5 separate regions of the Mus musculus genome follow, and all the other regions are linked to region 3. A link is a loop called in an ENCODE intact Hi-C map of the cell type or tissue named here. Cell type or tissue: left cerebral cortex. All regions are shown on one strand. Region 1 holds the start of Gm38632 (a long non-coding RNA gene). Region 2 overlaps Hivep3 (human immunodeficiency virus type I enhancer binding protein 3). Region 3 overlaps Hivep3 (human immunodeficiency virus type I enhancer binding protein 3). Region 4 overlaps Hivep3 (human immunodeficiency virus type I enhancer binding protein 3). Region 5 holds the start of Hivep3 (human immunodeficiency virus type I enhancer binding protein 3).

Region 1 (5,000 bases), 69 kb before region 3:
CCGAAGCGCAGAGCCCAGCCGGCCGCAGGTAAGCACGGAGCACGGAACACCCCGCAGCAACGAGGCTACGGCGGGTGGGCGCGGCGGTCCTAGCTTCCCGGATCCCTTGGGTGCGAGCAGCCCGGGCTCTGCGCCGGTGCACGCGCTCTGCGCTCGCGTTTTCCCAACGCTACTTCAGTCATCATCCTAGGGTGACGAGCGTTCCCGCGCCCGCACACCGCCGCGATGCGCAGCCCCATTCGCCCTTGGGTGCGCAGACTCCAGGGTCCTGTGCGGATTCTCGTCCCTTCTCAGGGACGCACCGCGGGGTCTACATACCTCTGGGAACTGCTCAATGGGTTTGGTTGTTCTGGCCACGTTTCCCCGGGAGGCCTCGTCAGTTTCAGACTGTCAGAGCACACAGCCTTTGCTCATTGCGCGCTCACTGTTAAGAGAGTGAAAGTAGCCCTGATCTGGTTCTTCCTTATCCCTGGCAGAATGGCACCTGGCTCAGAGGGGGTAGGGGGTGGTACATAGGGGTCCATACCTCTCAGTGGTAGGTAGTGTGTTGACATTGACAAGGAGATGTTGGGCCTCACAGACTAGTGTTCCCAGAGTCCTGCTCCATGGGTATTTCTAAGAGCACCAACCCTAGCCGCTTGGCATGTGCAGGGTGCTTGGGCTTGGGACAGGACTGATGGTGGCTGCAGAACAGGTGCGGTGGCATCAGCCTTGAGTTCTTAATAGGGGTTTCACATAGTGACCATTGCTCACCTATAAGAATATAGTGAATTTGTGTATTGTTTGGTGGAGACCACAGAGACCAGCCCACAGCAGTGGCTCACCCAGATCAGAGTGGTCCAAACTTCATTCATCTATGCTCTTGTCGTCTAGAAAATGGGGATGAGTGTCCTCCAGGGAGAACTGAGGGCCTGTGAGTTAAATTGTTTTGTAACTGTGAAGTTGTGTGTGTGTGTACTGGTTCCAGTAGTTTGAGTGGTTACTGGGCAGGCACTTGCCATGGCTCTGCTCTGTGACCTAGAACACCATTTCTGCCCTATCATCTGCACAGAAGCAGGCATTAACAAGTGTCCTTTGTGCTGGCTTGCAGATTTCCCAGTGTGTTCCATGGAACGTTCGTTCTGAAGGCTGTGCCACGAGTAAAGGTTTCCTCGTTTAAGTCTGGAAGTTTCCACAAGATCTTTATTACCCATCTGGCCAATCAGTCCAGATTAGCAAATTAAAGGCTCTGAAAAGTCCTGCAGGACAAGAACCTGTTTAACTTTGTCAAATCCATCATTCCTCTTGTTGGCTGTAGCCCTTTTCAAATTATATAGGCTTGCTTCTCCTAGAGCTGATGCAGTGCCGCAAACAAACTGACAGCTGATTTCTAATTGCCCTCTTGGGTGGAGGATGGCCAGGAGCTCAGAGCCACAAGTGGCCTGAGATCGCCCAGTAGTGACCAAATCCACTGAGTAGTTCCTAGAGACAGTTAAACTACCGTCAAAACACTGAGAACGGGGACCAGAACCCAGCGTCCCACCCAGTGCTCGCCCATAACTGAACTGCATGCAGATGTGAGGCGATTCCCTGCTGGGACCAACCTTGCTGCTTTATGCAGGCACCTATAGAAGTGCACTGAGAAACACATCGGTTTACATGATTGGTTATTGGATGAACTATTGATCAGCTACCTACTATGCACTATTTGTTTCTGGGACTCCATGAAGCGGGGATAACTGAACTTCATGACAATCAGTCTTTTCCTCAGACATGCCTGTATACTGCTTCACACTCAACAGCCATCTCTATACATAGACCCACTGTAGAAGTAGATCCCTCCACCCCCACCCCTTCTGTCTTTCACATAACATGTGTGCGCACTCGTGTACACACACACACACACACATGATCCTGTCCACTCATCCACACAAGCTCACACTCTCTCCTACACACTCTACTCCATATACTTGTTCACACTCACACAACTGCTTCTACACACACACACACACACACACACACACACATCCTGTTGTGCCCCAGTCTGTGGCCAAGAGTCACTCATCAGAAAACTCCCTTGTCCCCATGTCCCCAGAGTTAGCAGTTGCTCCTCAGGATGCATCCTGAGTGAGTGAGAATCCCTCTTGGGGCTAAGCCAAGGCCAGGGGTTCTCAGTGTCTCCCACTTTCTTTCACTTCCTGCCCTTTTTGCTCATATTGTCTCACTGTTATTTGGTCACATGGAAAGGGGTGTCCCAGCTCTGGGGAGTGCTGTCCTGTTTGTTTTAATTAACTGTCAAAACAAAAAAGGACCCCACCACGAGGCAGAGAGGGCACAGAGGAGAGGAAGAGCATGAGTGTCCCTGGTGGCAAAGATGGCTTTGACCTAGACTGGCATCTTAGGGGATGTACTAAGTGTTTGCCCGGGCTTGGTGAGTCCCAGGCAGCCATCTAGGGATTGTAACTGTGGAAACTCCACTCCCTTTGTTTCTGGAGCCAGCTCTCTGGTGGGAAGAAAGATGATGAGCATCAGAGGGCACGATGCAGCCACCTGCCTCTGATGCCTGCAGAGAGAGACAGGCAGCCCAGGGTCAGGGCACATTGGGAACAGAAGGAAGAAAGCGCAGAAGTGAGACTTGGGGCTTCAGGAATTCTCAGACTTGACCCTGGTCCTGGGCCCTGAGCAATGAACATGGGGGCAAAGTGTCGAGTGTCAGGAAAAGACTACCAGGCAGAGGACCCAAAGGTAAAGGCCCCACCGCAAGAGGACACAGCTAACCGCTGCTCATGGATTTCCAGCCAGCATCCTCTGGGGGAGCCTGCTGCTCCATCGAAGGCCTAATTACCATCTTGGCTCTGTCACAGAGGCCAAACTGTAAGCATCTTGTGCTTGGAGCCCAGACTGGCTCTGCTCTCTCAGAGGACTAACCTTTCTATCTGACCCACCCCGCCCTTGTCATGCCAAGAGGGTGGCATTCCTGGGGTGCCTCTCTGCCACCCCACTGCAGAGTCCTGTGGTCTGTGTGCAGGCGATTAGAGGCGGTTCAGGTGGTCCATCTGGATGAATGGTGGATTGGTTGTGCTGCTTCCATTATTAATAACCATGATGTCATGCATCTGTGCGGCTCTTGATCGGCTGCAGAGCACTCTCTCCTATTATCCCCTGTGCTCTGTGGGCTGATCTGCCAAGGGGGTGGGGGGCTTGGGAGGAGATCTTAGACATTGTCATACACTGTTGCTGTCGCAGGCTCACCCCGGCCACCTCATGGGCCTGTGCCTCTGTTTCCTCAGCTGCGAGGCCATTTCTGGAGAACCGACTTCCTGAGGCCCTTGGTGAGGTGAAGTGGGGAATCAGCACATGTCAAGGGCCTGGCACAGAGTAGGCGCTTTAGCAACTGCTGGTCCTCATCATCTAAGCAGGGAAGTCAGAATTAAGCAGGATTGTGACTTTCCTGCGTATTTCTATGAGCCCAGCCTGCCTATTTTAGGACTGTCAGTAACATTCTAAAATATATTTACTATGTGTGCATGTCCGTGAGAAAATTGGGGTATAATTTGCAGGAGTCAGTTCTTTCCTTCCACCATGTATGTCCTGGGGATCAAACTCAGGTCCTGGGGCTTGGCAAATTTGTGCACTGAGCCATCCCACCAGCACACAGTAGTAGCCTTTTAAATGTGCCCTGTTGAGGTAATTTACCTACAGTTGCACGGCAAGTTCAGAACAGAGACAAGGTTCAAACCTAGGATAGTGGCCCCAAAGTTCTTTTAAAATCAATGAGAACGATGACCATCATAGTGATTAATGAAATGAGCCCCACCCCCAGGCCTTTGTGGAGATCAGCATTGCTCTTGCTTTATTAAGACTCTGTACGTTGGAAGGTCTTTGGAGTTCTGTGAAGCCATGAGAAGATTTCATAGGAAGCATTAGGAATCTTTCAGAGGAAGGTGTGGATGTGAAAAACGGTCTGAGTAATCATTTAACTAGAGAGACTGGCTGTCACCTGAGGGCACTACAGTGTCCTAAATTCTGTCCCCTCTGTCTGGTTTGGAGACCCTGGCAATGTATCTGGCAACATGGAGCTGGCCCTGGTGCTGCATGGTCAACCAAAGCAGAGCCTCCCAGAGCTCCCGTGCCTAGGAGACCAGATGCATTTTCTACCTGCTTCCCACCTGCTTCCTGTCTCTACTCAGCCCTAGCTGTGGCTTCAACACACTTGCCCCAGCCCCACAGCAGCCACACGACAGCATGCAAGCTGTGAACTTGCCCAGATGCAAGGATGCACCTCCTGCATCCTCACCAGGGACCGTGACCACATGCTATTCTCTCTCTTGGCCCTCAGCTTCTGGTCCTTCAAAAGGGAGTGCTCCCCCTGAGCTGCAGGGCGGGGCGTCCTCACTGCTACACCAAATACATAAGAGAAGCAACCTGAAGGGGGGAGGGGTTTATTTGAGTTCATGATTACAGCGATTACAGCGGGGATGGCAGGAGCTCGCTCACATCAGATCAGGAAGCAGAGAGAAATGACTGCTGGAGTTCAGCTCAAGTTCCCATTCTCCTTTTCTTTCAGGCTGGGACTCAGCCCAAGGGAGTACCACCCACATTCAGGGTGGGTCTCCCTTCCTCAATCAGTCCTCTCTGGAAACACCTACACACCCAGAGGTGTGTCTTCCAGGTGATTCCAAAGCCAGTCATGTTGCCAAGGGAGTTCAACCACAGCCGTCAGACAGATTCTGGAGAAACCCTCCTGCCCCCCATCAGATATGTTACCAAGCACCGGAACAGCAAAGCAGGTGGTCCCGCCATTGTTGTGGGGATTTAATAAGTGGTACTCATAGAACTAAAACCTCTGTGTTCAGCTACTTCACAAGGGCTTGCTCTAAATGGCAGCCTTGGAAGAGGGGTACATTTCATGACAGAATCCCAGTGTTTGGGTGAGAGATTCATCAGCTCTTCTGTCTTTCTTACCCCCCTCCTCATGTGGCTCTGCCTCTGGTCTATGCTGAGGACCAAAGTGGGTCAGA
Region 2 (5,000 bases), 140 kb before region 3:
GAGACAGCATCCTACCTGCCCACCTGTCACCCGAGCGTGACATTAACTGCAGAAACTGCATGTGAATGACCAGCCATGGCATGCTCCTGCTGGATTTCCCAACAGTCACAAGGATGTCATGTCCTTGTCCCAGAAGGCAGTGTAACCTCTGGATGCCCTTTAATCAGGGAACTCTCAACCTCCAAGAGGAAGAAAGAGAAGTTCTTTCTGGTTCCTTCCAGTAAGCAGGTACACCTGAAGGAGCAGGTGGGCCCCATGTGATGTCAGCCTCCGCTCAAAGCCAGGCTCTTCCCCTCCCCACTCACCACATCCTCCTGGGGTTTTCAGCATCCAACTCAGGGGGGAGGCACAGGCAGAAGTTAAATATAGCCAGGCTCCTACTCAGGGCAAATGCGTGGGCTGAGCCTGGGTTGAGGGGGCGTGCGCGCGTGCTAAATTTAGCAGGCTGACTTCCTCTCCTCGCCCCTGTGTGCACTTATGCAAAAAATGTTTGTCACTCACCCTCTGGGGAAGATGGCAAGGGTTGAAGATGAGTACCTGGAGAAGTAGCCTAAGAGTCGGTCATGGTCCCTGCCCCGACTCAGTCACAATCCATTACACTCTTTATCCTCGTGGCCTTTCTCAGTTGTTGCTGTCATTTTACAAATGAAGACCCTATACCCTGGAGAGGCTAAGGGCTCTTCCCCCTGCCCCAGCATCTGCACAGACACAGAGGACCTCAGTTCCACACTTTCTTAAGCACTCCATCTACAGAGAAGTTTGTGGGGGTTCTGGACAGTTTACTGGCATTAGAGAAATGGCAAGAGAGGCTGGGACTGGGACTCCGTTAGTAGGGTGCTGGCTTGGATGCATGATGGACTGGGCTCCATTCCCAGCCAGCACTGTATAAACTGCATGTGGTTGTATAACCTGTAACCCCAGCCCTCAAGAAGTAGAAGCAGGACTTGATCAAAGTTCAAGCCCATCCCCAGCTACACAGCAAGCCTAAGTTCAACCTGAAATACAAGGCACCTTGCTTTCAGAGTGGGAAAAGCTGTCTTAAAGCTTACTTAATGCACTGTGTGTGTGTGTGTGTGTGTGTGTGTGTAGTATATGTATGTGCTGTGCAAGTATGCATGTTCCCATGTATGGTGGTGCACGCTTGTGTGAGTGCTTGTGCACATGTGTACGAAGGACTGAGTTTGATGGTAGATGTCACTTCTCACTTTGTTTATTGAGGCAGACTCTCTTGCCGATCTGTCTAATCTAGGGGGCATCTTATCCTATGAATCCTCTTTCCTTTCTCCCTAGTGCTAGAATCGCAGGCTGCTCCTGTCCGGCTTTTACATGGGTTCTGGTTTCTCAGGATTACATGACCAACACTGCATTTACTAAGCCACCCAGGCACATACCCTGTACCTCACCACCAGCTTAGGGCTGCCCAGGCTGAGCGCACATGCGTGCACGCACACACAGTGCCTTAAATAAGCTTTAAGACAGCTTTTCCCATTCTGAAAGCAAGGTGTCCTGTATTTCTGGCTGTTCTAGCTCTGCCCCACTTCAGCCCTGCCCATCACACAGCCCTGTGCTGCCCTCAGGCTTTGAGTGGGCTCAGTCATTGAGATTCTGAGCAAGGCTCCTTCTCCTCTTCATTATCCAACTTCCATTTATTGATTGGTGGCTTCCACATGTGTAGCCTGACGCTGGCAGCTAAGACGGAAAACAGCTGCTAACGTGTCTAAGCATTTGCCAGGTGTCTGGCAAGGCCATTCAGGTCTGTTCATTTATTTAATCATCACAAATGATTACAGGGTATACTTGTGTGGTTTACAGAAGAGGTGGCAGGCTGGAGGGTTTGGGTTAGACAGTGGGGTCTGGACACTTGTGGAGTGGCAGAGTCAGTCTTCTTCCTAAGAGTCCCCTCTTCACCTGACAGTTGCTGCCTTGGCAGACCAAAGTCAGAGCAGCTCGACCCTGGCCGTGCCTCAGACCTTGCAAATAGTGCTGTGTTTTGTACTCATTTGGGTCCCGGGCAAAAGCCTCTCTTGTTCAAGGAACACTTCTAATGGGATCTGCGAGGGTCACCACTCTCTCAGTGTCCTCTGTAAGCTCTGTAGAGCACAGGCTGAGAGCCACTCCCTCCCCATGTCTAACTTCTTGGTTTTGAAGATGAGGGAACAGGGCCTGGACATGTGATGAACTGTTCAAGGTCACATGGCTAACAAAGTCAGATTTAGTTAGAGCTGCATGGGGTCCTGGGAGCTTTCTTCTGATGGGCGTGGCAAGGATGCCATTCCAAAGAGTACTTGACCTGGTTCTGTGCTGCTACTCCATAGTGGGTCCAAAGCAGCTGTTCTCTAGTTCTCAACCTGTGGGTCGTGACCCGTTTAGGGATCAAATGTAACTTCCTCAGGGTCACCTAAGACCATCTGCATATCAGATATCTACATTATGTATGATTCATAAAGAGTAGCAAAATCACAGTTATGAAGTAGCAACAAAGGTGAGTTTGTAGTTGGGGTCACCACAACATGAGGAACTATGTGAAAGGGCCAAAGCATTAGGAAGGCTGTGAACCACTGCTCTAAATAGTTTTGGGATCAAAGAAGTTCTCATGGGATGATACTGGCAGATAACCAGTTAAAGACCCTCTCCCCAGGAGTCTAATCTCCTCTCCTCTCTTCTCCCCTTTTGTCTTTCCCCCTCCTTTGCTTTCCCTCTCCCCCCTCCTACAGACAGACAGACACATACACACACACACATACACACACACACCACCTTGTTTCCATGTCCAGGTTAACAGATCTCTGCTCAGGGGTCCTTCTGTATCCCCCAGGCACAGAAACAGGCACTCAACTAGGGGCCTGAAAAATGGCTGTGGATGCCAGAGAGGTCACCTAGTCAAACACTTCCAAGAAACCTGGAAGCTGGAAGTAGCGGCTCTCTTGAGCGTTCATTTGTGGGAAGGACACTATGCTCTGAGCTCAGCACAGTACTGAACAGCTTGGGGCCCTTCCAGGTACATTGGGACCCTGAAAATTCACAGAGCTTAGATGGGTCCAGGGCAAATGATGAAATCCAGCTGCTGAGAAGCTCAGTGGACCCAGTTGGTGGCAGCAGAGGGCATATAACATTCAGGTCAACGGTTCTGGCTCAGGAGAGCATGCAGTGGGGTTCTAGTCTACTAATGGAACAGGCTAGTGGTGTGGGCTGTCTGAGCCTTGATCCCCCACTGCACAGAGGTGACTGGGTGGGATGCACTCTGCAGAGGTAAAATGGAGAACGCTAACTGAAGCTCTGAGAATTGCGCCTGGCAGGAAACAAATGCTCAGTGAATGTCCACTGCCCTGTTGTTGCCGGGATGACAGCAATGGTGATGCTGATGGTGATAATGGTGAGGAGGGTAAGAAGGATCATAAAGGTTATATTTATAGAACCACACCCCCATTGCTTCCTGCAGGTGGGTGGACCACAGTTTCCCATTGCACAGTTGAAGGAAGTGGGTCCCAGAAAGAGCATAGATGTTGGGGTTCTTCGTGGCCAGGGACTAAGTGATGGGCCTTTGGTGTGTAACTTTTTCCATGCCCTTGGGCCTTTGGTCACCATTCTGCCCCTGGATTCCTTAGCATCCTTCCCGGAAGCTGAGGACCCCTTGGCCAAGGTTTTGAGATCTTCGCATTCATTTAACCTTTTCAAGGCCCTGCTCTCACCTCCTCAGTGTATGGTTGTGCCCAGCCCCTGACTGGTCACTGGTGGTGTCATGATGTCAGCTGCATGCCGGTGTAAGCAGTTTCTCTGCTCACTCCTCAGATGAGCAAGCCCCAGAACACCAGGCTTTAACAGGTTCTTCCTGACTGATTCACCCACACAGCAGAGTTGGCAGAAAAATAAAAACAAAACAGGAAAAGAGCTGAATGTGAAATAGAGGTTCCTATCAGACATGTTAGCCCCAGAGTATAGCTTCCAAGGTGTGGCAGACATTCAGCACTGTGGGAGAATTTTCCATAGCGTTGTAATCTTCCTGTCTGACTGGAACCTCTAGTCATGGTTGTCATCTCAAAGACTTGAACTAGTCTGGTCTCAGAGTCAGTAGTCAGTGGGTCGGTATGAACCTGCTGACCCTCAGAGGCCAGCTCCTTGTCCTTCTCTGGGGACAACAGCCTGACTCACACAACCTTTCTCCCTCCCAACCAGTAAGTGGGGGCTGGGAGGTTTGATTTCCTTCTCTGATCCAGGCATGGGGCACTTGGCCCTGGGTGGGATCAGCAGATATCTGCCAGGTTGTATTTTTTCCTCTTTCCTGCATCCTGATAGATAGTGAAACTGAGGTGGGGAGATGTTTAGCAACTTGTTCAAGGTCACACAAGGTCAAATGGACTTGGAGCCCAAAGCTAGCTTCAGAGACTGCCTTTCTCCATGCTGTTCTCTGCAGAAGCAGGAGGTTCTAGGGAGCCAAAGGGAATAAAATCAGGATAGTACAGCAAAGGGGGCCAGCCTGGTTGGGGGTCAGGGGGAGACATTTCCTACTTGTAAAGCATTGAGCCCACCCACAGGGCAAAAAGAAAGAGTACAGGTGTTGCAGATGATATGCCACGCAGCACATATCATCCCTGTGGGATGGGGAGCATACATCAAATGATATGCAATCTAGGGAAAACCTATGCCTTGTAGGGAACCCCTGGCTCAACTTGGAATCACTGTTAACACAGAACTCACTTCCAGGAGACAGGCACGTGGACGGGAAGAGAGGCAGTGTTGGATGGTCAGACATGGGTTGGGGGCAGCTCTCTTTATCTCTACGTTCAGCCAGTGTAGGAAGAGTCACTAGCCACTGTGCTATGTGTCTGAGTCAATGGTGGGGTATATGGAGGCTTAGAAGTTTCTCATGGCCTGTGTGTAGTGGCTATTAAATGTTGAGTAGATGGGTGGATGGACAGATTAGTAGATGGATGAGTGAATGGATGGATGGATGGTTGAATAATGATTGGAAGGAGGAAGGAAAGATGGAAGGATGGACAGAT
Region 3 (5,000 bases):
GCCCCCACCCCACTCAATTTAGGCACTGTTTCCTGGAATTGTGTTGCCACCCAATCCTACCTCCTCTGGCCTCCCCAGAATGGCATCATATAGCAATGGAGACTCTGTGTGCCTGCCTGTGTTGGACCCCTTGGCAACTCTGTGGATTGCAGGCCATGGTGGAAATGTGGAGTGTGCCCTAGAAATCTAACTGCTTGGCTTCCACCAGCACAGCTGTCTAGACCTGAACTTAGTTTCCATTTCCCCTCCCATTGGGAAGGGACCTCAGTGACCTCTATGGGGTCACTGAGTCACAGAAATCAGTTTCTGAATGGATCTTTAGGATGATCTAAGCCAGGTCTGAAGAGGTGGCTCTTTAGTCAAGAGTGGTTACTCTTCTTACAGAGTTTAGATCCCCAGCACCCACGTGAAGTGGCTCACAATCACCTGTGAGTCCAGCTCCAGGGGATCTGATGTCCTGTTCTTTTCTGTGCACATGTGTACATACACACACACACACACACACACACACACACACACACACACACACACCACAATTAAAAATAAAAAAAAAAATTTAATGGCCTAAGGCTTTCTTAGTTTCAAACCCCAGAAGGTGTAGTAGTCTATCTAAGGGTATCCCAGCCTCCAGTGATCTATTTGGCATTGGAACTCACTTTTCCTGGTTCCCAAGGTGCCCCTTATCTCAGCTCTATGGGTGCGAGCATCCTATGTAAAGATGTACATCACCCCCCACCCCCGCCTCAGATTTAGAGAATATATTCTCAGGACCCTGGAAAACACTGGAAATTCACAATCAGGGTTCACCCTTCCCACAGATCCAGTTCTCACTGCAGCCCACTGTTCTACAGAGAGTGGATACCCCAGTGGCCTTTGGTGTTGGCTCAGGAGGGCTAGTGCAGGAAGCAGGAGACCTGTGCATTGCTGGAGCCACGCCCTTTACCTAGTAGATTGCTTTGGCTTTCCAATCTGACCATGAGAACACCACGGTTATACATGTATACAGAGCCAAGGCTTCGCCTATTTCTTCAGCATTATTTGTCTTTTTTGATCCCTATTTTAAGTACTGGAGTGACCAAGGTGAATGAGACATATCCCCAAAGACCCCATAGCATAGAACACAAAGACCTACCTGTGCGTCTCAGGGGAAAATGATCTTGAGAGGGGTTCAAAACACAGCTTAGAGGAGACTTTGACTCTTGTGGCCAGTCCTTGAGTCTGTAGAGGGTGTTGAGTGAAAAACAGAGGCCGTGTGGGTGCACATGCCTTTGCCCCTGACCCAGTATGCAAGGCTAACCAATCTTGGTTCTGTCTTTCCCACGGAGTTCAGGTGCACCTCCCGTCGCTGGTTTCCCCAGAGAGCCAGAAAGACCCAGCTAGAGTGGAAAAGGAAGAAAAGCAAGGGAAGGCGGAGGAAGGTACTCCCACTTCCAAGAGAGGCGAGCCGGCGAGGGTCAAGATCTTCGAAGGAGGGTAAGTTTCATGCTTTTATTTGCAGTCTGCTTCCTGTGTGGAGACCTTCTACCACCTGCGCGCAGAAGTGGCCAGTGACTCCTGGCTGTGGGCTGCCCAAAGGTACCTATAGTCCTCACAGGCCCTCCCTATACTTTGGGACTCCAAGGCCATCTGTTTTGCAAATGCTACCAGGAATCCTTGGTGATGATCTGAAGGAGCCAAGGTCTTTCTCCAGCCCTGTGTCCACAGATCTTGTCCAGGTTCTCACCCAGCATTGAAGTGATGTAGAGTCCTCAGCTCCACATCAGTCTACACTATTGTTTCCTTTAGAGTTTATTGCCTCTGTCCTGCCAGGCCACCCTGGTCACATCTCACTTCCCGTGGTGCTGAAGAGTGATTGAATGCCCTCTACACTGTCTCTGCCTTGCCCACTGGCAGGTCCACTCTAGGACACACCCCATGTACCCCAGGCTCTAGAGGGGCACCTGGATTCAGATGTACTTTGTGGAAGGTCTTTGTGCACTTTTTGTTCTGTGTGGCCACGTGTTTGTGAGCAGGTCCCATGGTGTCTGTCTTGGGGTCCTATGTCTGTGTCCCTGTTGTGATCAGGGTGGTACCGATTCTCTACAGTTCTGATGAAAGCAATCTCCATAAGCCTCTGATAACATGGGACATCAGTGGGGACTCTTGCTCTCCAGCATCTGTAAGTGACTACCTCATGGGAACACACAGTGACAACTGTGGGAGTCTCTGGAAAGTTGGCATTTTGGAGTGGCTAGAAGGGCTCGTGGGGACAGGCAGTGGTTTTGACAGGTACAGGGTCAGAGGACGGTGAATGTCCCTGAAGCACATCCACAATTTAAAAAAAAAAAAAAAAAAAAAAAAAAGACCTCTTTGACAAAAACAGGACCATAGGTTCTGCTTCAGAGCCTGACCCTCTTTCCACTTGGGTACAGTGGCTTCCCATGCCTACATTTGGCTAGAGCGCCCTCATGTGGCTATGTGCCCTCATGCCACTTGGTTCCAAGCTCCAGGCTTGGCAGCTTTGCCCCTTCATCCTCCTCCTGGGTGAAGGGGATAGCAACAGGCTTGTACCAACGCCCTAAGCCCCATAAGGCCAAGGAAGGATATGGTTCCCACAGACCTATCACATGGACACCGACCAGCCCCTCTCCTGTGCCCAGATCTTTGTCCCCATCTGAAGCACCTCACTCTGCTCTTGGCTGTGGGGAGTGTCATCCTTGTGCTTCTAGCTGGTCACATGGTATCGATAATCAGGTTCTTTCCATCCTCAGCTCAGCTGCCCCTCACCCTGACTCTAAGATCTACTGTGCTTCCTACCCTCGCTTCTGGTAAACCTCTTCTTTCATGGGCTCGGTGCTACCCACTAGGAATATTTGCTGATATGAAAAGGGGGAGCATTTTGTGTTGATACCTATCTGAGGACACCTCCACAGCGTCTCATGAATGGGACCAGGACTCACCAAGTGCTTGTCTCATCTGTCACCAAGGGTGCACCTATTCCAGGATCCTGAACACATGCTTAAGGCCAGTCTACACTAACCGTTTCTTCTTAGCCTCATTGCCTTCTTCTTTCTCTCTCTTTAACACTTACAATATCTTGTTTCACAGCAGTACATACTGGTAAAGGGTCTGTAATGAGGCCTGCTCAGAGTCCAGCAAGAGCCCAGAGAGGGAGGCAGAACTGTCTGCTGTAGAGAGAATATCTTGTGTAATGTATGGATGCATCACCTGTCAATGAAAAAGCCCAAGACTTAGGCAGGAAATAGAAGGTCGGATATCTGGGAGGCGGGAGAGATTCTGGGATAGAGACAGGTGTGGGAGATCGGCCTGGGAAGATATGAGGAGACAGACATGGTACCTGAGCACAGTAACCAGCTGCATGATAGAATGTAGGGTAAAATAAATGAACAGGTATCTTAGGATATGAATTCTAGTCAGAGTAGAGCCTAGCTATGTGGCCAAGGTATTTGTAAATATATTTTGAGTCTGAGTCTTATTTTGGGAGCATGGGGCTGGGAGGAAGGATTGGTACGTAACTTCTATAGTTTGCCAGCTGCTAATGCACCCTCCTTGGCCCTGGAGTCTCGTCCACTGACTACAGAGTTGTGTACTCTAAGACCGTGGGAGTAAGGATGGACAATCCCAGTCATCTCTGATCCTGAGAGAACTTAAAACATTCAGTCAGTCGCGCTGGTGGGACTCTGGTCTGCTTCGTATGCATCTGCTAGTGGGTAATTTCTCCATGGCATCTGTGCAGGTACAAACAGGGCCTGTTCACATGTTAATCTAATAAGCCAAGTATAGAAAGATGGGTGTTTTGTGTGTCTAGCTTCCTCAAGTCTTTGGATCACCAGCCACATTCCTTGACTCTCAGTCTAGCAGTTGACCAATTAGTCAATCCATCATGGAGGATAGACTTAATCTGTGCCTTGTAGGAGCTTTAGGCTAGACGTTATAGTGACCTAGTTAGTATCAAACTGTTATTCAGTACTTAAGCTGCTTGTGGACCAAAGCAAGGTAGCAATACAAAACCCTGTTCTGAGGTAGGGACCATCGGGGCCGAGATACCCACAGCACCCACAGGGGGCTTCCCAGAGCTGTAGGACCAGGCTGGGTGGTGTGGACAGGGTGGGGTGACAGACAGCTGGAGGGCCAGTCTGGGTGAGGTGGACAGGGTGGTTTGACAGCTGGTATATAAAGTAGGCTGGTCAGAGCTCTCCAGGTGACCACTGAGACTCTTGGATTCTTGCCAAGGTTGCCTGTCTTGCTGACATCATCCTACTCTTTGGCTTCAGACTTCTCATTACTCTTGCTGCAATGTCTGGGATCAGAGCTGGGCCCTCACTCTGAGCTCCAGACCTTTTCTCGGACACCTATGGCATCTTTGCCTAGGACACTTACAAACTCGGTACAGCTAAGCAAGGCCCGCACTTCCCAATCATAGTCTTAGTTACTTTTCTACTGCTGTGAAGAGACAGTGACTAAGGCAATTTATAAAAGAAAGCATTTAATTGGAGATTTGTTTACAGTTTCGGAGCGTGAGTCCATGACTATCATGGCAGGGAGCATGGCAGCAGGCAGGCAGGCATGGTGCTGGAGCAGTAGCCGAGAGCTCACATCTTATTTAGAGGCAGTAGGCAGAGAGAGAGAGAGAGAGAGAGAGAGAGAGAACATTATGTCTGCAGTGAGCTCCCCAATGACAAACCTTCAAAAAGGCCACACCTCTTAATTCTTCCTAAACGCCCCCCCCCCCGCCACTAGGAACCAAGCATTCAAAGATGGGGTCATTCTCATTCAAACCACCACACATGGTATCTCCTCCAACCTTTGAACTTCCGATGATGAAGCCTTCACACTCTAACCTCAACATCACCTCAGATGCCTTCTTCTGGATTCCATACGGTCCCTAGATTCTGGTGTCTGTATGTGAAGTAGTCAAGGGCTCAGAATGGCTTCTCTCTCCCTTTATCCCCTGCATCCTACCCTCCAGTGTTAGGGCCACTGGGCATCTTTCCACATGG
Region 4 (5,000 bases), 140 kb before region 3:
GCTGCTGTTCTCTTCCTCTGTAAAGTGAATGTGAACCCCATCTGCTTGACAGAGCTGTCTGTAACCACACAGTATAGCATTGGGAAGCTGAGGCTGAAACACATTTGGTAATACAGTGTGGGTTGGTACAGTGGCTTGAGGTGGAGGGAGGACCCGGGGAAGCCCAGCTTTCTTTCCAGGAAGGGAAAGTTCGTGGGGCAACCCTATTCCTCCAACTTGGCTGTATTTGCTTTCTGAGTCCAGAGTATACCCAGCGCTCAGTGGGCAGTCTCTAGGACAATGCAAGGTGTTACCTCACCATTGCCTATGAGTGACTGCTGAGAGAGGGCCTCCCTCTTTGAGCACACTAAGCCTGTGGCTGTCCCAGAATGGGGAAAGTCACAAACATTTGACCTCATAGCGCCTGCCTAAGTACCCTGGGCACTTCTCCCCGCAGGCTTCCCGGAGTTCCCCATTTAAGGAGTCGCTCCTTACATGCTCATGACCTCCAACTCTCTAGGGCTGTTGCAATCTGATCCGGGCTGCCCGGAAACCCCCCTGGGCTGCTGAGGCCACGCAGGGCCAGTTGTTGCAGGCTTCTTGGGCATTGCCACATTTAGGAGCATCGATTCAGGATCTATTTTCAGACGTTTTCTGTTTCCTTTACAAGAAGCAGCAGGAGGCCAAGGGAATTCAGCCTTCGAGTGGCTGTGAAATTATTCCAAATACAACATCATCTCGTGGACTGTGTATCGGGGCTCAGGTGTCATTGCACCATAGTCTGCTACAGAAGGTGGAAAGATACTGTAATCCACCCTCTTGGGAGTGGGAGAGCTCACAGTGGGGATTTTCTAGTGGTTGGCTTTTTTACTTCATTTTTAGGACAGTGATGGCACACGTGAACTGTCTGTGGTATGGCTGCCCACCCAACAGCCTTCCCTCTACTTTCCCTGAATCATTGACCCATTTTACTGATAAAGAAACTGAGGCACTGGGAGGAGAATTCACCTGAAGCAGAGCAGAAAGTGGCCAAGAAGCAGCAGGGACCCAGGGCCACCTGAACTGGGATCAGCCTGACAATTGGGTGTGTCTGTTCTGACAAGGAATCTAAGATGTGAGATAACTGGTTTGGGGACCTTTGACAAGTCACCTGGCACCTCCTTGGACTCTAGCTTCAGTCTCTGTTTTCAGGTTGGGCTGGCTCAGAACTTCTTAAACTTTTACACAGAGAAAAAGAAATAAATTTCTTTGGGCTTCTGTTTTTCCTTAAACACTCTCAGGCATAACAGAATACACAGGTACTATGGGATACAGTCCTATAATCATTAACATAATAACAATGTGTCAGGGCTTATTTTATGCACGTGGAGGCCAGAGAGCAACCTTTGGTGTCATCCCTCAGGATCCAGCCACCTTAGCTTTTGCAACAGGATCTCACTGAGGCCTGGAGATTGCTAATTAGACTAGGCTGGCTGGCCAGCGCACCCCAGGATCTGCCTGTTTCTGTCTCCCCAGCATATGCTCATCTTTTTTAAAATGGGGGTTCTAGGGATCAAACCATGCTTGCTGTGCAAGCATTTTGCCCACTGAGCTACTTCCCCAGCCCCATATATGATGGTTTGTTTTAAATGTTATTTTTTTTTCTCTCTCTCTTACATCTTCAAGTAGAGTCAATGTTCTGAGCAGATGTCCTTGAACTTCCTGGAGTGGTGCCCAGGACCCCCACGAGGACTAGAAACCCGAGAGTCAATGATTCCTGAGGACAGATCCAGCAAAACTCCCATCATGTCTGTGCAGTCTGAAGTCTTGGCCAGAGTCCAGGAAGCCCAGGCAGCAGCAGCCTGGCTCTGTCTCCAAAACCACGGAAAGCCTTCCCTGCTCCCACAGTCCCCTGCAGAGGAGGAACCTAGTCTCCTCACTGCACCCTGCCCAGGGGCAAAGGCTGGGCAAGCCAGCTGCAATCAGACTCGCTTTCCTCTGGCTGCCCAGGTCATGCCAGAGTAGAGAAGACTTGCCCTCCCAGGAGGGCAGAATTTGAACCCCAGAATTAGCAGATGTGGCCTTGATCGAGTCACATGACTGGCCAGGGCCACCCTCTGTGGAAGCCCCTTCTTCATAGAGTTCCAGGGACATGGCAGAGAGCAGAGAGTAACAGATTGGAGTCTAGGGATCTAGCATGTTAAAGATGTATACTCTATTTTAGGACTACAGAGCATCAGCAATTTCCCCCATTTTAAAAAGCCCCTTTTCTGAAGCTATCTACCCTCCCAATCTTTCCATAAGCCCGAAAAATTTCTCATGATAAGCAAGGCCACAGGGAAATGTATTGATGATCTTTATTAAGTTGTAGTTGTTATACTGGGTTTCTGGGCTGCATTCCACACTCCATCTTCTGTTTAATTAGCCATGTGACCTTGGCATGTCTTCATCTGTTAGGGTGGAGGATGTTAAGGGGGCAAATGAGCTGCTGTGAACAACTTCTGTGATGTTCCAAGATCAGTGGGACCTGGGGCCCAGAGACACAATGGGCCCTTTAGCCTAGGACTCTGGGCCCAAAGAGAAGGGTGTGTCTTGGGCCCTTTGGTAACACACAGGTGCATCTAACTCAGAGTCATAGCTGGAACAGGTCTCAGTTGAGATATGAAAGGAGGTGGGAGGGGCTTAGGGAAGGTACTGCAACAGAGGAGATGGCAGGAGATCAAGCTACGACTTGCTCAGTGCCCATGATCTCTCAGACCACCTGATGTCACCTTGTACACCTTGTATTCCACCTGGCAAAGGGGAAATCAGGCCAAGCCACGCAGCTCATGAATAGGGCCTTCCCAGTATAGGCTGATAAGATTCTAAAAGTCTATGCCACTTAAGTGGGCACCTTCACTGCTGAGCCAGGGATAAGAGCCTCAGTTCTTCCCAGCAGAGTTCATGGCTAGTATCCAAGGAAACAATGAGGTTGGACATCAGGTCTGAGAGGAGAGAGTAGCCAAGGTCAAAGGGCCTCAGCCAATCTGTGAGCCTTTGTCTATGGAGAAAGGCAGCACTTTGTCTCGGGGCTGCTCAAGAGCGCAGCATGCTCAGTCTTCTTCGACCATTGACTCAGGGGGGAAACCTGCACAGTCCTGGTCTTCACACTGCCTCTGCCTGTAGTGGACATCTGCTATAGACTGAAGCTAGAACATAACCTGGAGCTCGGCCCTCGGGCTACAGATGCATCTCAGGATACCTGTGCAGGTGACAAAAGGTCACCTGGCCAGGTGTGACCTGGTTTCTGGTTGTACACAGAGCTAGGTGAGCTGCCAAATTCTCTCCCTCTTCCTAAATCCAGGAAGCCTTGTCATCCTCGAGCTCATCTTCTCGGCTCACCACCACCACCTCCTCCCCCAGGCAGGGCCAGCTGAGCAGCACAGCCTGTCCAGGGTAGGTCTAGCCTCCCTTCTCATGGGACATCATTCACCTGCCACAGGTTTTCTCAGAGCGGAGCTCTGGGTACCACTGCAGCTCAGCTGTGTTACACAGGTCAGCCGCTATGGAGGCTCAGAGCCTGAGCTCTAGAATTGGAGTTTAGCACTCCTGAATGGCCCATGGAGGGTCTAGGTGACACTCACGTGCTCCCAGATGCTGTACTTGCTGCCTAGTGGCTCACAGAGAGGGGTCTCCTTAGAGACAGTGTCTCCTAGCACAGCAGCCTACAAATCATTTCTTCGAGCTGTCACTGTGACAGTGAGGCTAAGTTGGTTCTGATTCAGTGTTGTCTTGTCCCCCTCTCCCTGCTCTCCTCTCCTCCTCTCCTGCTTGCTTTCTTCTCCCTCCAGCCTCCACTTACTGGAAGCAAAATCTCCCAGCGCATGAATGGCAGGGAGGGAGGGAGGCTCCAAGACAAAGAGCCGACTTTGTCTGGCGGTGAATTTAGATAGCATGTGGGTGGCTGTGGAGCAGCACAGACTTCCTTCATCTGCCTGTCACCCAGCTCCCTTCGCGTTGGCGGAGAAGGAGAGATGGGCTTCATTCTCCAGCAACGCCTGAGTCCCAATTTACAAGACTGAAGAGAGCCACACAGCGTTCCAGCCCCATGAGAGAGGAGGGAAGCATGATGGGAGGTAGAGGAAGGGCAGGATCGGGGCCTGGTTGCTTCTACCCGAGTGAGCTCCAAGATGGGGCTGGCATGGGTAGCCAAGACTTGGCTTCAGACACCCCCACAAAGCTGCACACCAGTGGGGTCCAGCTTCCCCATAGATGGTGACTCCTTCCTTGTAACTCTGTCAAATAGATTAAATCAAACAAGGTATGTGGTCTTCGTGCCTGTCATCATCCCAGTGACTGCCATTACCTCTGTCATCCTCATCGCCATCACACACACACTGACTTAGGTTACTGTGTGTCACACATGCCCCAAGGGCTCATGATGGTAGGATTCCCTGAGCAGTGGGTGCTGCCTAGGAATTATCAGTGGCTAGCTTCCAGGTTCTGCTTTGCCAGTAACGTGAGGCACAACATGACTCTCTGAGCCTCAGTTCTTTTTTTTAAAATTAATTTCATTTCTATTTCTTTTATTGTGGGGACACGTGCCGCAGTGCATGTGTGGAAATCAAAGAGAAGTTGTATGAATCTGTTCTCTCTCCGTATGGGTCCAAGGATCCAGCTTAGGATTTTAAGCTCACTGATAAATGCCTCTACCCACTGAGCAATCTTACCTGCCCTGGGTCTCAGGTTTTTTTATCAGTTAAAGGAGGCTTAAACGATTCCACTTTCCGCAAGGGGTTCTTGACGATGTAGTTGTGTTGGAGACCCCAGAATGCTTGAAGGAAATCATCCTGCAAATGACTGACTGCAGCATGGTTGATTGCGGAGCTCAGCCGATGCTCAGCTGATCTCACAGAAGCACAAGCAATCTAGCCTCCAGTTTTGTGCGGGTTTGTTTTATTTTGTTTTGAGACAGGGTTGTAAATACCTCAGGCTGGCCTAGAACTCTCCATCCTCTTGTCTTGGCCTCTCAGAGCGCTGGGATAACAGGTGTGTGCCTAGAT
Region 5 (5,000 bases), 290 kb before region 3:
ACCAGGGATAGAGACATCTTTCATTTTTTCACAACATGCGGCTCCTCTTCCTTTAACACCACAGTGGCAGACACTCCTGCCTCCTTTGCACCCCCCCCCTCCCCAGGTCTGGGTAGAAGAGAGGCTTTGAGAAGAGTGACAGGCTCCCTGTGGTAGGTCTGTGCCTTGTCACCAAGCCTCCTAAGCTCAGGTCTGTGGTAGCCACAGGAGAGCTAGCTCCATGCTGTGTGGCTGGTGACATTTCCGGCTGCCAGTGCCCAACCAATCAGTGACAGACTCAGCTAGCCAGGACGATGACACATGAAATATGATAATTTTCTCTAAAGAGTCTGGGAGGGGAGGGGGCTGGTTTTGGCTGGGAGGGTGAGGCAAACAGGGCTAGGTAAGAGAGAGCCAGGCATGGGTTTCAGTGGTCTGCCTGGCAGGACCAGAAGAGGAAATGAGAGCTGGGGCTAGAGCTGGAGGGACCTGTCCTAGAGTGGCCCTAGGCACAGAGTGATGGAGGAGCCTGCTGATGGTCAGGAGCAGGAGGCAGGTAGCATGCCCGGGATGATCCTCTGGGGCTCTTGGCTTGAAATAAGGCTCTTCCTTTCAAGTAAGAGTAAAGTTACTTTTTGTTTTTTCTCAGTGGTACCTCTTTAAAAGCTAAAACAAAACTGGATTAGATGCCATCTGGGTGGCTGAAGTAGTTGGCATGCACAGTTTAGGCTGGGGGTGGTTTATCTCCCTGCACTGTTGTTCAACCTTCATGCTCAACTTTGTTCCAACCTCCCCCCCCCAGACCCCGCCCCCCCCAAAAAAGTTAAAAACAGAACAATGACAGCAATGAAACCTTGCTAACAAAAATGTAAAGAGGAGCCAGATCAGAATAGTCAAATACCAAAGCCCAGGTGGCAGTTTCAATTTCCGATGTAAGTAGAAGAAAACCTGTCCTAGAACGGGAACTGGGGCTGAATCTCAAGGTGGATCAGAAATGGTGCCAGAACCATCCTGTGGGCTGGGAACACCTTTCAGTTCCCTGAGACTTGGGCAGGGCAGGGCAGGGCAGGGCAGGGCAGGGCAGGGCAGGGCGGGGCAGGGCAGGGCGGGGCGGGGCGGGGCGGGGCGGGGCGGGGCGGGGCAGGGCAGGGCAGGGAGGCATGCTCTGGGATTAAGCTGGAGGTGGAGGGTGAGCTTCAGTAGACACTTCACTGCCTTCAGCAGTGACACTCTGGCCCTTCAGGAGCAATAAGGGACCCCAGAGGGGTGACCCCTGTTTTGAAAAGTCTGCCGAGAGTCTGACCTATTAAACATGAATGTTTAGAAGTGTTCATGTGCAGTGCTATTCATCATTGGGAAGCCCATCATGCAACAAACATGTGCTTCGCATATATCCTGTATTTGCATATGTTTCTCCCACCATGTAATGTATTATCCATGTGTGCAGATATATGGATGTCAATGAACATTGTTACTGCCTGCTATTTGCCCTGTGTGGCAATAGGCCTGGTGCTGCCTGCCTTCTTTCAGTATTCCCAGCCATGCTATTCAAGTGATAATTGGTGTACTGTATCTTTAAAAGGTTAAAACCCCTTAAAAAAAAAAAAAAAAAAGGTCTGGACTCCTAGTGGAAAAGACAAGCGGGGCATGGGTTGGCTCTGGATTCAGAAAGCAGCTGCTGATTAGATTCTGTGTCTGCGGGCTGAATTTATTCCGTGTTTCCAGCAGGAATTCAAGAGGGATGCTTCTGTTTGGGTTTCTGATCGTGATTTATATTTATTCAGAGGAATAACAGAGGGTGGATCTGTTCCCGGCGCGAGCATGCTCACCACCAGCCGACTCTCCCATTATCCCCCTGCCTAGTTTGGTGCTCCAGTGTACATGAGTATTCCGTGTGCATATGTGTGTATACAAACACGCATGCACGCCTGGATGGACAGACATACGCACAGGTTATTTCTTAAGAGCAATTCCTTCAATAAGGTCTTTACCCCTTACTTGAAACAGGTGTTTATGAAAAAAAATGCACAATATCCCGACTGACCGGAATAATTGAAGAAGGGTGCTGGATCCGTGGGTCAGAGAACACACAGGACCAGCTTGCTACCCCAAGGCTGAAGGTAGGGGACTCTGGGTTTTTATTCCGCGGATGGATTCCTTGCGCTTTATTTTTCCCTGATTGTGTTTTCTCCCGCGGCCGCCACCGGGAAGTGCCACAGTGCTGGGATTCCATTTTGTCGCTGCCTTTCTCACGCCAGGTGTCTGGGTGGCGGGGCTGGCAGGGTGGCCACAGTGTGCGCGGTGGTCTGCGCGCTCGGCCTGGCTGGGGGAGCGCGAACCTCAAGTGACCCCCGCGCGTCAATCACTCGCAGCCGTGGCTGGGCTGTAACCCTGTGCGCGCCGCGCGCCCCCCGCGATAGCTCGGCTGCGTTGCGCTGCAGACCTGGCTCCTGGGCCAGGCTGCTGCTCTAGGAAGGGTCAGGCCCCAGAGATGTCTATTAAGTGCTTGGTAGAAGGATCATTTTGGTCTGATGCTGGGTGCCAGGACCGAAGGGAGAGATTTTTCTCCCTGCTCGCAATCCTGCCACCCCCTGAAAACGATTCCACGGGGGTGGGTGGGGGGTGAGGGGAGAATCACACCTTGTCAGTCCTCTCCCCAAAGCACACTACACCACACCAAACTGAAGTGGGAGTGGGGGTTGGGGGAATGTCTTGCCCTGTCACTAATAAAGCAGGTGCCCCTTCCTAGATGTCCCACATTTCACCATATTTTAAAATGGGAACACTGCTGGTGACAAACGGCCCCTGGGGAGGTGATGGGCAACCAGACTGGTGGCTGGGACAGAAGTAGTGGAGTAGAGGAACTCAGAGATCTGTATGGACTTCCTTGAAGCTGGCTGGTTTGGTTTATACTGCTTGTCAGGGTCAGGACCCTTTCTGTGGCTTGACCTGCCCTTGAACTTTGGGGACAATGTTTGCACAAGAGCCTGCTGGCTTAGAGGAGTGGTACTGTGGTCCTCTTTGTGCTTTGCATCTCAAAAGTTCTGGCAGCCTTTGGTTTTGCAAGGCGGTAGCCAGGTGCCCCGGAGATATCAGGCATGTTTTGATTTTTTTTTTTTTAACCCAGGCTTGCCTTCTGTTGTTGGGGTGGGGGTGGGGAGTGGAGGGATGGGAGAATGAGAACAAGGCATTTGTTGAACTAACCTCTACAGAAGTGTTCTCCAACCCATGTTTATGTAATTATGTAATCCCAACTAATGATCAGACCCAGTGCCCAAATACTAGCATCAGCCCTCTGCACTCAAGTTGGGTGCTTTTGTTGTTTATAATGTCTTTATGTAATTATGTGTGGGATGACAGCAGGAAGCATGTGGGGACAAGGAAGAATCATTTGAACAATTTGAGGGTCAAGAACACAGGCAAAGAGCAGGATTCTTGCTTGAGGACAGAGGTCTCAGAATTGGGTTGGTGTTGATCTCAAACTTTCCCACTGATTTCTGCCCAGGTGATGCTTGTCTGAACTTTGTGTTGTAATCTCACCCCTCTCTGTTCATGGAGAAGGATATAGCCACCTCTGCGGGGCCCTCAGGTTCCTAACTCAAGAGGATAAAGGACACTGGGTCTAGGGTAGCCACTTAGGTGCCTCCAGAGGAAGGGCCAAAGAAAAGTCTGTCCTGCTCGCTGTGGAGAGTTTTTCTCTGGGGTGGAGCGAGCCCCATGTTGGTGGATCTGCTTGAGTGCAGCCTTGGGAGCTGGATGCCCTTTCCATCCTTGCATTGCAATATTGGAGGTTTTACAAGGTAGGAGGATAGCTGTCCTGTGAGGAGCTCTGCAGGCAGGAGAGTTTAGTTCTCCCTTCCACCCAACTCTGTAAAGTACCCACAGTCCACAGAGCTCTTAATATAGAGACCGAGATCATGTTCCTTATCTGTTCCTCCTGGGGCTGGTGGGCAGGTTTGTTAAACTGGTGACTACATCTGACCTCCTAAGGCTAAAATTATTTTCTGGTCCTCAAGACTCTGGTACAGCAGTTGGCTGGTGGGGGCGGGGGTGATGGGAGCGTTGTTGCTTTAAAGGCTAACTGCTACTGTGCGCTCTGTAGATCAAGATGTACTCAATTGGCACTATTGTCAAGCTGTCTCCGCCCATTGTATTACAGCAGTGGCCACCCTCCTCAGAGTGCAGAAGTGTAAGCTGCTCTTGGACCCCTGCCAAATGAGCCAGGGAGGCATTTAGTGTGTGAAAGGTTCAGGCAAGAGGAGATACATTTAGTCTGAAGTCCTGGCAGATTCCAAGATTCAACTTGATGGAAGATAACATTAAGAAAGCTGTGTGACAACTAGATAGCTTTCAACTTGTCTTTCTTCCTGCTCAGCAAGTTCCTTGGTGTCTTTCAGGGTTTTATTTATTTATTTATTTATTTACTTATTCCCCTAGGCCCTGACAGACCGGTTTCCAGTCTACTACCCAGGGCACATTTTACCACTCCCTAACTGTACCAGGACAGGCAGGGCAGGGAACCTGGCTCCCTGAGCAAGCAGCTCTGCTCTTCGTCTGTAGCACTGGTGGAAGGACTAGAACTTTGAGAAGAGGATGAGATAGATCAGAAAGTACCCTGAGCTCTGCAGCTGGGAGGCATTGTAGGTGCCACCCAGTCTGGACTGCACAGCCGTGAGGTGTAAAGCAGAGAGACAGCCATCACCAGGCTGTGGGTGTGAACTTCACCCTGATTCTATTGTTGGTGCGAATTTCAGACCCTCTTTCAGGACTCAGCATTTAATTTAAAATTCTAAGCGCCTTGCTAAATGCACTTAGAAAATCTGGAGAAATCATTAAAGCTGGGCAAAAGGGTTAGGGAAGTTTTTTTAACCAAACATCAGTAATAATAAATATAATAAAGCTAGAAACAAGAGAAACTGAAAAATTATGTCTAAAGGCTATAAGAATCCAAAATGTGGACTTTTAAAATTAGTAGAAGCATATAAGCAACTTAATAAAATGTTATATATTTTGATGCATCT

What was found. Hi-C counts contacts between places; a loop is a spot of excess contacts. Peaks named below come from ENCODE experiments on the same cell type or tissue, not always from the same donor. Only the 100,000 strongest peaks of a DNase experiment are listed, where the experiment ranks them.
Region 1: a loop joins it to region 3, with 4 times the contacts of the local background. A loop is called at or near these places in 5 of 42 quality-filtered maps.
Region 2: it touches region 3 in a loop (2.8-fold over the local background); 13 of 42 quality-filtered maps call a loop at or near these places.
Region 4: a loop joins it to region 3, with 2.1 times the contacts of the local background. A loop is called at or near these places in 13 of 42 quality-filtered maps.
Region 5: a loop joins it to region 3, with 6 times the contacts of the local background. A loop is called at or near these places in 12 of 42 quality-filtered maps.

Annotation. Positions count from the first base shown.
Region 1 is chr4:120,032,938-120,037,937 of GRCm38, forward strand. All of the region lies in intron 2 of Hivep3 (human immunodeficiency virus type I enhancer binding protein 3), which reads left to right. It overlaps Gm38632 (a long non-coding RNA gene), which reads right to left and starts at 456. Exons shown (of 5, transcript XR_003955100.1): 1 at 319-456. In left cerebral cortex, no CTCF peak of the experiment used is centred here; DNase peaks (open chromatin) are centred at 230, 1,089, 2,819 and 4,509; H3K4me3 peaks cover 3,149 bases; H3K27ac peaks cover 3,611 bases.
Region 2 is chr4:119,959,160-119,964,159 of GRCm38, forward strand. The region is part of intron 1 of Hivep3 (human immunodeficiency virus type I enhancer binding protein 3); the gene reads left to right. Among named protein-coding and RNA genes, the nearest start is that of Gm38632, 72 kb to the right of the region's middle. In left cerebral cortex, a CTCF peak has its summit at 3,090 (motif pointing right); DNase peaks (open chromatin) are centred at 397, 1,475, 3,089 and 3,955; H3K27ac peaks cover 332 bases.
Region 3 is chr4:120,102,382-120,107,381 of GRCm38, forward strand. It overlaps Hivep3 (human immunodeficiency virus type I enhancer binding protein 3), which reads left to right. Exons shown (of 9, transcript NM_010657.3): 5 at 1,331-1,473. Among named protein-coding and RNA genes, the nearest start is that of Gm36215, 30 kb to the left of the region's middle. In left cerebral cortex, a CTCF peak has its summit at 2,461 (motif pointing left); a DNase peak (open chromatin) is centred at 2,450.
Region 4 is chr4:119,966,460-119,971,459 of GRCm38, forward strand. The region is part of intron 1 of Hivep3 (human immunodeficiency virus type I enhancer binding protein 3); the gene reads left to right. Among named protein-coding and RNA genes, the nearest start is that of Gm38632, 64 kb to the right of the region's middle. In left cerebral cortex, no CTCF peak of the experiment used is centred here; DNase peaks (open chromatin) are centred at 536, 1,794, 2,704, 2,806 and 2 more places; H3K27ac peaks cover 5,000 bases.
Region 5 is chr4:119,812,692-119,817,691 of GRCm38, forward strand. It overlaps Hivep3 (human immunodeficiency virus type I enhancer binding protein 3), which reads left to right and starts at 1,987. Exons shown (of 9, transcript NM_010657.3): 1 at 1,987-2,099. In left cerebral cortex, a CTCF peak has its summit at 1,633; DNase peaks (open chromatin) are centred at 258, 651, 1,772, 2,098 and 6 more places; H3K4me3 peaks cover 2,761 bases; H3K27ac peaks cover 4,272 bases.